Regions from separate parts of the Homo sapiens genome. Here all the other regions are linked to region 1. The links are chromatin contacts, found by Hi-C or POLR2A ChIA-PET in ENCODE. All regions are on one chromosome and are shown on one strand. The core of a region is the stretch at or near the end of the contact, and the rest is flanking DNA. Distances in the headings are between cores, read along the strand shown.

Region 1 (3,060 bases), core at 411-2,910:
CTACAGCCTGGGACACAGAGCAAGATGCCGTCTCTAAAAATAATAATAATAGGCCAGGGGCAGTGGCTCACGCTTGTAATCCCAGCACTTTGGGAGGCCCAGGTGGGCTTGCTTGAGATCAGGAGTTCGAGACCAGCCTGGCCAACATGGTGAAACCCCGTCTCTACTAAAAATACAAAAATTAGCCAGGCGTGGTGGCAGGCTCCTGTAGTCCCAGCTACTGGGGAGGCTGAGGCAAGAGAATCGCTTGAACCCAAGAGGTGGAGGTTGCAGTGAGCCCAGATTGTGCCACGGCACTCCAGCAGCCTGGGTGACAGAGTGAGGCTCCGTCTCAAAAAAAAAAAAAAAAAAAGATATAAATTGGCTATGGTTAAGATCTAATGAAAGTTCATTATAATGCAAGGAAATTTGGTTGTTTCTGTGGCATACAACATTTAAAATACTAACTGAAATTATGACTTATAACATTACATTGGGACATATCTTGGATAGGGAGGACATTGACAAATTTCCAGGGACTTGACACAATTTCTGAAACAATAACATTTTACCCATACAAATATAACCTAGAGAAGGTTAGTATCTCTTTCTCTCTCTCTCTTTTTTGAGAGAAGGTCTCTTCCACCAAGGTGGGAGTGCAGTGGCCTAATCATGGCTTACTGCAGCCTTGACCTCCTGGGCTCAGGCGATCCTCCCACTTCAGCCTCCCTAGTAGCTGGGACTATAAGTGTGTGCCATCACACCCGGCTATGGTGTGTGTGTGTGTGTGTGTGTGTGTGTGTGTGTGTGTGTGAAAGCAAGTTTATTAGAGAAGTAAAGAAACAAAAGAATGGCTACTCCACAGGCAGAGCAACCTAATTTTTGTATTTTTTGTAGAGGTGGGTTGGTTGCAGGGTGCAGGGGTGTCTAGGCTGGTCTCAAACTCCTGGGCTCAAGCGGTTCTCCCACCTCAGCCGCTCAAGGTGCTGGGATTAAGGTGTGAACCACTGTGCCTGGCTAAGTAGTTCTCATTTGACATTGCTTTCCATGTGATTTAATGTAACTTTAGAATTTTTATAGCTTGTATTATTATTTTTTTGAGACGGAATTTCGCTCTTGTTGCTCAGGCTGGAGTGCAATGGCGCGATCTCGGCTCACAGCAACCTCCACCTCCCAGGTTCAAGCGATTCTCCTGCCTCAGCCTCCCGAGTAGCTGGGATTACAGGCATGCGTCACCACGCCCGGCTAATTTTGTATTTTTAGTAGAGACGGGGGTTTCTCCATGTTGGTCAGGCTGGTCTCGAACTCCCGACCTCAGGTGATCCGCTCGCCTCAGCCTCCCAAAGTGCTGGGATTACAGGCGTGAGCCACCGCGCCCGGCCAGCTTTGTATTTTAAATTTAAGTCAATGGACTATTTTGAATGAATTTTTGTGAAACTTGTAAAGTTTGGATCTACATTTATTTCGTTCCGATTAATAATTTCTTTAACATTTTTGAGAAAGACACAGGATAGTGGGCCCCATTTTATTTTGAACGTCCGTAATCATGGCATTGAACGATCTGAATTTAATTAATTCAACCAGACAGCCAGGAGGGGGCACGCGGCCACCGCTAAACAGTGAGCGAGCGCCGAGGGCCCCGCGCTGCCCCAGATGACCAGCAGGGGGCGTGCGAGCCGCCTTGTCGGACCCCTGAGAAGCCCCCACCGCCTCCGTGCTCCTACTGCGGCCGCCAGCGCCGGGCCCGCAGTGAGGAGGAGAACCTCATTTTCCTCAACACAGATCTAAGGGGACACCGCCTCACTTTGAGACAACTTGAGGCTGCGTCAGTGGTGAGTAAAATCCTTCCTGTCACAGTCCTGACTACTGAGGAGCAGTTGGTCTTCAGAACCCCCAGTAGAGGAAGGGCTTCATGTGGAATTTTGGAAATAAAAAACCCCGGTTTCCACCACACAGGAGGTCCTTCTCAACAGCTAAGACACAGTGGCTGCTAGTATAATACCACGCAGCAGCCTTTTAATACTAACATCACATTCAGAGGCTTACCAGGGAGACTGGTTTCCTAGCTTTGGCTGAACTGGATTTGGGTCAGGCTTAGCCTCTGGAATGAAGTTTGGTGTCACCTCTGCTTTACTGACGCGGTATTGACGTGGTTGATTGATTGATTGATTGATTTTTTTTTTCTAGAGACAGAGCTCCCTATGTTGCCCAGGCTCCAAATCGTGACCTCAAGTGATCCGCCCGCCTCAGCCTTCCAAAGTGCTGGGATTACAGGCCTGAACCACCATGCCTTAGCCTTATTTTTCATTTTTTAGACAGTCTCAATCTGTCAGGCTGGAGTGCAGTGGCACGATCATAGCTCACTGCAGCCTTTAACGTCTGGGCTGAAGGATCCTCCCGTTTCATCTTCCTGAGTAGCTGGGACTACAGGCATGCACCACCAAGCCTGGCTAATTTTTAATTTTATTGTAGAGAAGATGTCTATGTTGCCCAGGCTGGTCTTCAGCTCCTGGATGCAAGCGTTCCTCACGCAAGCGAACCCAGCCCACATGGTTGTTTAAAAAAGTAATTACTGAGGTCAGGAGTTCAAGACCAGCCTGGCCAACATGGTAAAACCCCGTCTCTACTAAAAATACAAAAATTAGCCGAGTGTAGGGGCAGGTGCCTGTAATCCCAGCTACTCCGGAGGCTGAGGCAGGAGAATCGCTTAAACCCAGGAGGCGGAAGTTGCAGTGAGCTGAGATTGAGCCACTGCACTCCAGCCTGGGCGACAGAACAAGACTCCGTCTCAAAAAAAAAAAAAGTAATTACTTTTTGAGGCTGGGCGTGGTGGCTCACGCCTGTAATCCCAGCACTTTGAGAGGCCCAGGCAGGAGGATCACTTGAACCCAGGAGTTCGAGATCAGCCTAGCCAACATGGTGAAACCCCGTCTCTACCAAAAAATACAAAAATAGCAGGGCATGGTGATGTGTACCTATAATCCCAGCTACTCGGGAGGCGGAGGCAAGAGAATCTCATGAACTTGAGAGGTGGAGGTTGCAGTGAAATTGCACCTTTGCATTGCAGCCTGGGCGACAGAG
Region 2 (3,060 bases), core at 222-2,721, 220 kb after region 1:
CTTGTTTACTTTTCACACTTCTACCCACCATTGTTGAGTCCCTAGTATTTTACAAAATATTTAAATATTTTAAAAACACCAAACATAAACTGACAATCTCTGTGTTATTAAGCATTGTCTCTATCAGATCATGGCTTTTAAAACTTTCTCACTACCACTGATATTTCTGCTTCTCCATTGCCCCACCCTCACCCGTGGCACTTTCTCCTCTCACCTGGGCCTTTTCAACTACTTGTCCCACCCCTCTGATCTATTTTTCTGTTGCAGTCAGAGTGAGCTTTTTAAAACATCTACCCATTAACAAAAAGTCAACAAGGTTAAAAAAAAAAATTGGGCATTCTGACACTACAGGCATGGGACAAAGGCAACTAAGTTGCATCTATAGAATTGAGAAAAATAATATGCTTTGAGGCTGGGTACCCAGCACTTTGCAAGGCCAAGGCAGGAGGATCGCTTGAACCAGGAGTTCAAGACCAGCCTGGGCAACATAATGAGACTCTGTCTCTACAAAAAATAAACAAAAGCTAGCCGAGTGTCATGGTGCATGCCTGTAGACCCAGCTATTGGGGAGGCTGAGGTGGGAGGATCACTTGAGTCTGGGAGGTCAAGGCTGCAGTAAGCCGAGATAGTGCCAGTGCACTCCAGCCTGGGTGATAGGGTGAGACTGTGTCTCACAAAAAAAAAAACAAAAACAAAAAACTTTGATATAAAGTAAATTGCTGCCACACATAAACACAATAGAAAGACACTGTCAAATATGCAAGGATTCAGGAAAAATATTATAAAAATGCTCCTTAAAAAAATCTACTCACAATCCACTTAACTAAAGATTTTTTTTTTCAAAACTATACAAATAAGGAGGCTAAACTATTAAAATGCAGTCAATAAGTACTGAATCCACAGAAAAACAGACCAAAGACTAAAAACTGTGGTAATTACAATTAAAAAAAGGAATGAAAATGTTCTATTTCTATGAAAAAACGAAATACTCAAGGTCATGTATCTACTACTCATTTGTGACAAACCCCCATAGAATAAATGAGTGGGAGGAAGAGGTTGGAAAGGAAATGCGAGGTATGCTAATCTCCTAAATTTTGATTTCTGAAATGGTTGAGTGAGAAACAGAGGTTGTGAATGTTAAAGTTTCAAAAGAAGTGACTAGGAAATTAAAAATGAAATGCATAGCATCCAAATTACCGGGGAAGAAACAGTAAAACAGACCACATAGCAAGACTGTGGGAGGAAGGGTACAGGAAATACCAATAGCTTACTTTTTTGAGTGCTTATTATGTGCTGAATACTGGTTTAAGGGCTTTGTACAGCAAATCCAATGAAATCCTTACAAATTCCCTATGAGGTCGGTACTATTACTAGCCCCTTTTTATGGACAGAGGAATCTGAGGTATAAAGAGATTTAAGGGCCAAGGTCACATAGATGGCAAGTACAGGGCCAGAACTCACACCAGTTTCTGTGTGTATGTAAAATGACTGTGGGAGGCATAAACTCACCTTTTAAAAGGTGAGTCACGGAAGGAAAAAGAGGAGAGTCCCTTTGTTTTTCTGTATTATGTACTTTTGAATCATTTTTAGTTTTTTTCTTTTTGGATTGAGCTTGTACTTCCATTATAATGTTTTGAGATGGGGAAAGGCTCTTGATAGAAAATTTAAAATTTACTAAGGAACAGAAAGCTCTAAAACAAATCACTAGCCTGGGCAACACAGTGAGACCCATCTTTACCAAAAAAACAAACAAAAAACTGGCCCGCTGTGCTGGCACGTGCCTGTGGTCCCAGCTACTCGGGAGGCTGAGGCAGGAGGAGCTCAAGTTGGGAGCTGCAGGAAGCTATGATGGTGCCACTGCATTCCAGCCTGGGTGGCAGAGTGAGACTCTCTCAAACAACAACAAAGAAAGCATTAAAACAAAACAAAAACCCACCTCATTCAGGGCAATAATTACTATTTTGATTTTTCAGCTCACAGACCTACATTCTGCAGTCTTGTGTATTTGAGCTTACAATGGTACCCATTAAATTTGGCTAAAACACTTGGGTTGCTGTTTTCCCTAAAGAAACACTATTAAGTCACATCCCCAAAACTAACTTAGTGGTCATGACGCATATTAGTCAGTGTACTGAAAATTAAGTATTCTGGCCCATTAAAATATATAAAAAATTTTAAAGGTTGTTTCTGTGCCTGTGGCATCTTTTATTATCTAATTAACTAAGGATCTTTTAAAAAATCTCTGAATTATTTTTTGAACTATCATTGCCATACAGGTTTGTTTTCTTCAACCCTATCGGCCCTCCTGAGTCTTTCTGTGCTCCGGATAGCTCTTTTCTTGTAACATCCTCAGTCCTTCAAGAACTACACACTCCTTTTACCCTCTTCTCTGAAAGGAGACCCTGCTCTCTTCATTCCCCCTCTTCTAGCCTGTATTTGCTCACTTCACACTTCTACCCTCAGGCACAGAGTCTTCCCTCAGGCCCAGGCCACAGCCTTCTCCATTCCTGCCACGGCCGCCCTCCTCTTCTCCCAGGTCTGCTGGCAGCCTAGGTGACTTCCACACTGATGTCCATGACCCAGACAGCCTACCTTCACAGCTTCTTGATTTCCTGGTCTAAAAAACTGCCTTTCCAGCCTTATATCCAAGGCCTCATAATTACAAAGAGCTATTTCACCACTGAAATTTTAAATATTAATATTCTTTTTTTTTTTTTTGAGACGGAGTCTCACTCTGTCGCCCAGGCTGGAGTGCAGTGGCACGATCTTGGCTCACTGCAAGCTCCGCCTCCCAGGTTCACGCCATTCTCCTGCCTCAGCCTCCCGAGTAGCTGGGACTACAAGTGCACACCATCACGCCTGGCTAATTTTTGTATTTTTAGTAGAGACGGGTTTTGCCATGTTGGCCAGGCTGGTCTCAGATTCCTGGCCTCAAGTGATCTGCCCACCTTGGCCTCCCAAAGTGCTGGGATTACAGGCGTGAGCCACTGCACTTGGCCTAAATATTAATAATCTAATCTCTGGTCACAACCTCTCAGTTTCACAGCCTTATTCTACAGA
Region 3 (3,060 bases), core at 214-2,713, 170 kb after region 1:
CTTTTTTTTTTTCCGTTTCTGTGGGTTGTTTTCACTTTCTTCATGGTGTCACAAGTATTTTTAATGTTGTTAAAGTCCAATTTATCTATTTGTTTTTTGTCACTTGTGCTTTTGGTGTTATATCAAGGAACGATTGTCTAATCCAAGCTAATGAAGACTTATTCTCATGTTTCTTCTAGGAGTTTTAGAATTTAGTGCTTACATGTAGGTCTGTGATTCATTTTCAGTTGATTTTTGTGTATGGTGTTAGGAAGGGTTCCAACTTCATTTATTATTTTGCATGTGGATATCCAGTTGTCTCAGCATCATATGTTGAAAAGACTATTCATTCTTTCTCTATTTTATTGTCTTGGTACTCCTGTTGAAAATCAAATGACCTTGGATAAAAGGGTTTACTTCTGAACTCTCATCAGATGTTTTTAAATGGCAGTTTTAATTTTAATAAATTTACTGATAATTTATTGGAGAAATGATTATGAAACACATCCTGTGAGCCAGGCACTACCTTAGCTTGCAGAGTTATGGCAGTAAACAAGAGAGAGACTCCCTTGACCTTGCAGATTACATTTTAGTGGAGAATGAAAAGATATGTGAAGAATATAAAACACTTGGGAACATTAATTAGAGAAGGATAAAAGTATATGTTTGTGGGCATTACATTGTTTTCTTCACATAGCCCTCTATGTCTCTTTTAGTGCATTTAGCTCTTCCTGCCATGTCTATAGTTAATATTTTTATATGCATGTGTAATCTACCCGACTAGGCTAAACACTTCTTCAGGTCAAGGTCTGTCTTTGCCAGTCTCTCCCATCTAGATATAGTACGTGTTTAGTGGGTATGTGATGAATGAATAAATAGATTAATTACTTTTGGGGACTGAGTTTATGATGAAAATTTTTTTTTTTTTAGACCAAGTCTCACCCTGTTGCTCAGGCTGTAGTGCAGTGGTGCAGTCTCGGCTCACTGCAGCCTCTGCCTCCCAGGTTCAGGTGATTCTTCTGCCTTAGTCTCCCAAATAGCTGGGACTACAGGTACCCACCACCACACCCAGTTAATTTTTTTCTGTATTTTTAGTAGAGATCATGTTTCACCATGTTGGCCAGGCTGGTCTTGAACTCCTGATCTCAAGTGATCCTTCTGCCTCGGCCTCCCAAAGTGCTGGGATTACAGGCGTGAACCACTGTGCCTGGCCTGAATGTTTTATACACATCCATTAATATATGCATAAACCTTTAAAATATCCATGTTATTCAGAGCTGTTACAATAGTTTGGAAATAAGAGTGGAATCCTTTATATTTGTGTTACTCTAGGTTACACTTCTTTTTTTATCTAGAATCTCAAGCTAAGTCTCCCTGCTTCAGCCCAGATTTCTATTTGGTACTTAACCTCAGCCAGGGCCCCGCTTTCCTTTCCTTCCTCACTCAAGTAATTTCAGCCCTCATTCTGTCCATAATGAGTCACTGAGCACCTCTCTCATCTGTTTCCGTCAGGGAGTGAACCAATATTTTAAATTTTAACCCAAGAACAGAAACCTGGGCAAGTCCTGGGTAGGGTAAAGTTATTTGATGTGATGGTTTTTTTTTTTTAATTTTTTTTTGGTTTTAAGGAGTGAAAAGTTTAATAGGCAAGAAAGAAGGAAGGAAGAAGAAAACAGCTCCCCTGTACAAAGATAAAGGGAGGGGGCGATTCGAACAAAGAGAAAACCCTGTGTGCGTCAGAAAAGTGGCTGCTTATATGAGGAGGCTAGAGGAGGTGGTGCCTGATTTGCATAGCGCTCAGGGGATTGGTTTGACCAGGCATGTCACTCACGTAGCCCGCGGAAAAAACTGGCCCTCCCACCCTAGCTTTTTAATATGCAAATGCAGGGTGCCATGATGCTCTACACATATGGGGATATGTGGGGGCGGCCGTGTTGCCAGGCACCTGTGAGGCGAGGGGAAGAAGGTGGCAGGAATCACCATGTTTGGGTGGACCCAGTTTCTAATGGCCTGTATTTGCATATCAAAGGTTGCTGACTCGGCTCTAAGAGCTGGGGTTTGCTAGACAAGAAACGTTTCTGGAGCCGCTTTAAAGGAAATGAAAACTTCCCCAAGGACCCCTTTTCCTAGCTGCCTAAAATAATTTCTTAATAAACTCCTATAACATCCCCCCATGTGGAGATGTCACCATAACTGCTCTTAAGGGGTTTTGGGTGATGACTCTTTCTGGCTATTTCCTGCTGAGAAGGGGCATCGAATGGGGAACAGCAGCTAGGGCTTCTCCTGGGGTTGATCTAAGGGTCCTTGGAAGAAAGGTGTGTTCCTGTGTGGTTTAGTTTGCAGCACTATTTGGAGTTTGATTGCTTCTAGGTGAGAGGAAACAATTCAAGTTATAGTATTGAGTATACAGGGTCCAAATATTAATACAAGACATAAGTTCTCTGTCCAATATTTCAGTTAGAAGGTGCTACTCTGTATAACCCTATTGCAAATAGTAGAGTGAGTATAGCAGTTCCCACAAGTGTGGTATAGTAGATAATTTTCATCTAAAATTTTACTTGCCAAGATATTTGGGGATTTATGAAGTTCCTTGGTTTTATTTCCCAAACAAAGAAACCTCAGGGTTATGGGCACCCTACTCACTTTCATTACCTGGCAGAATTTGCAGGATAATTGCCCAGAACCAGCATATTGATCCAGATTTTTATGTTATCCATCCCATTTTGTTTCATCCAAGCTGTAGGAGATCGCCACTTGATTCACAGGAATAAGCAGGGTTAGTCTAAAATGTAGGCAAAAAGCTTAAAAACAATTAGACTAGGATTTAATGACAAATGTATGATAAGCTTTGGAGCACAATTTCTCTCTCCAGTCCTCATTTTTTGTAAAAACAAATTATGATAGGACCGTGTGTGTTGTTTGTAGAATAAATTTTAGTCTTATACTTGGCCTGATTATTTGCATAAAGTGCAGCAAGAGTGGTTATTTCTACATAGGCCTTTTGGATTGGCTTTGATGGAACTCTGTTCCACAGGAATCTCAGATAAGACCTTTAAAGCTGAGCCCAGCCATCCACATGGG

Evidence for each region. Hi-C counts contacts between places; a loop is a spot of excess contacts on that map. ChIA-PET counts read pairs that join two places held with the same protein, here RNA polymerase II (POLR2A). Pooled maps may share reads with other maps.
Region 2: a loop to region 1 is called in a pooled map, with 3 times the contacts of the local background. The contact joins two enhancer-like sites. A Hi-C loop is called at or near these places in 2 of 168 maps with a recorded cell type or tissue (CD4-positive, alpha-beta memory T cell and GM12878), 6 of 37 single-sample maps with no recorded cell type and 7 of 50 pooled maps. POLR2A ChIA-PET finds 5 or more read pairs at or near these places in 3 of 52 experiments (GM12878, activated CD4-positive, alpha-beta T cell and activated T-cell).
Region 3: a loop to region 1 is called in a pooled map, with 2.9 times the contacts of the local background. The contact joins two enhancer-like sites. A Hi-C loop is called at or near these places in 2 of 168 maps with a recorded cell type or tissue (HCT116 and naive thymus-derived CD4-positive, alpha-beta T cell), 3 of 37 single-sample maps with no recorded cell type and 9 of 50 pooled maps. POLR2A ChIA-PET finds 5 or more read pairs at or near these places in 7 of 52 experiments (GM12878, MCF 10A, Panc1 and 3 more).

The regions. Positions count from the first base shown.
Region 1 is chr7:43,837,616-43,840,675 of GRCh38, reverse strand. No RefSeq gene overlaps it. Among named protein-coding and RNA genes, the nearest start is that of MRPS24, 30 kb to the left of the region's middle. RefSeq lists a silencer at 1,505-1,584. Within about 2 kb of position 1,660, at least 7 of the 41 ENCODE cell types and tissues checked have a DNase peak (open chromatin) inside an H3K27ac peak, as active enhancers do.
Region 2 is chr7:43,620,332-43,623,391 of GRCh38, reverse strand. All of the region lies in intron 4 of STK17A (serine/threonine kinase 17a), which reads right to left. It also overlaps a transcript of COA1 not described here. Among named protein-coding and RNA genes, the nearest start is that of STK17A, 39 kb to the right of the region's middle. Within about 2 kb of position 1,471, at least 3 of the 41 ENCODE cell types and tissues checked have a DNase peak (open chromatin) inside an H3K27ac peak, as active enhancers do.
Region 3 is chr7:43,668,299-43,671,358 of GRCh38, reverse strand. All of the region lies in intron 1 of COA1 (cytochrome c oxidase assembly factor 1), which reads left to right. Among named protein-coding and RNA genes, the nearest start is that of COA1, 60 kb to the left of the region's middle. RefSeq lists a silencer at 1,457-1,506. Within about 2 kb of position 1,463, at least 4 of the 41 ENCODE cell types and tissues checked have a DNase peak (open chromatin) inside an H3K27ac peak, as active enhancers do.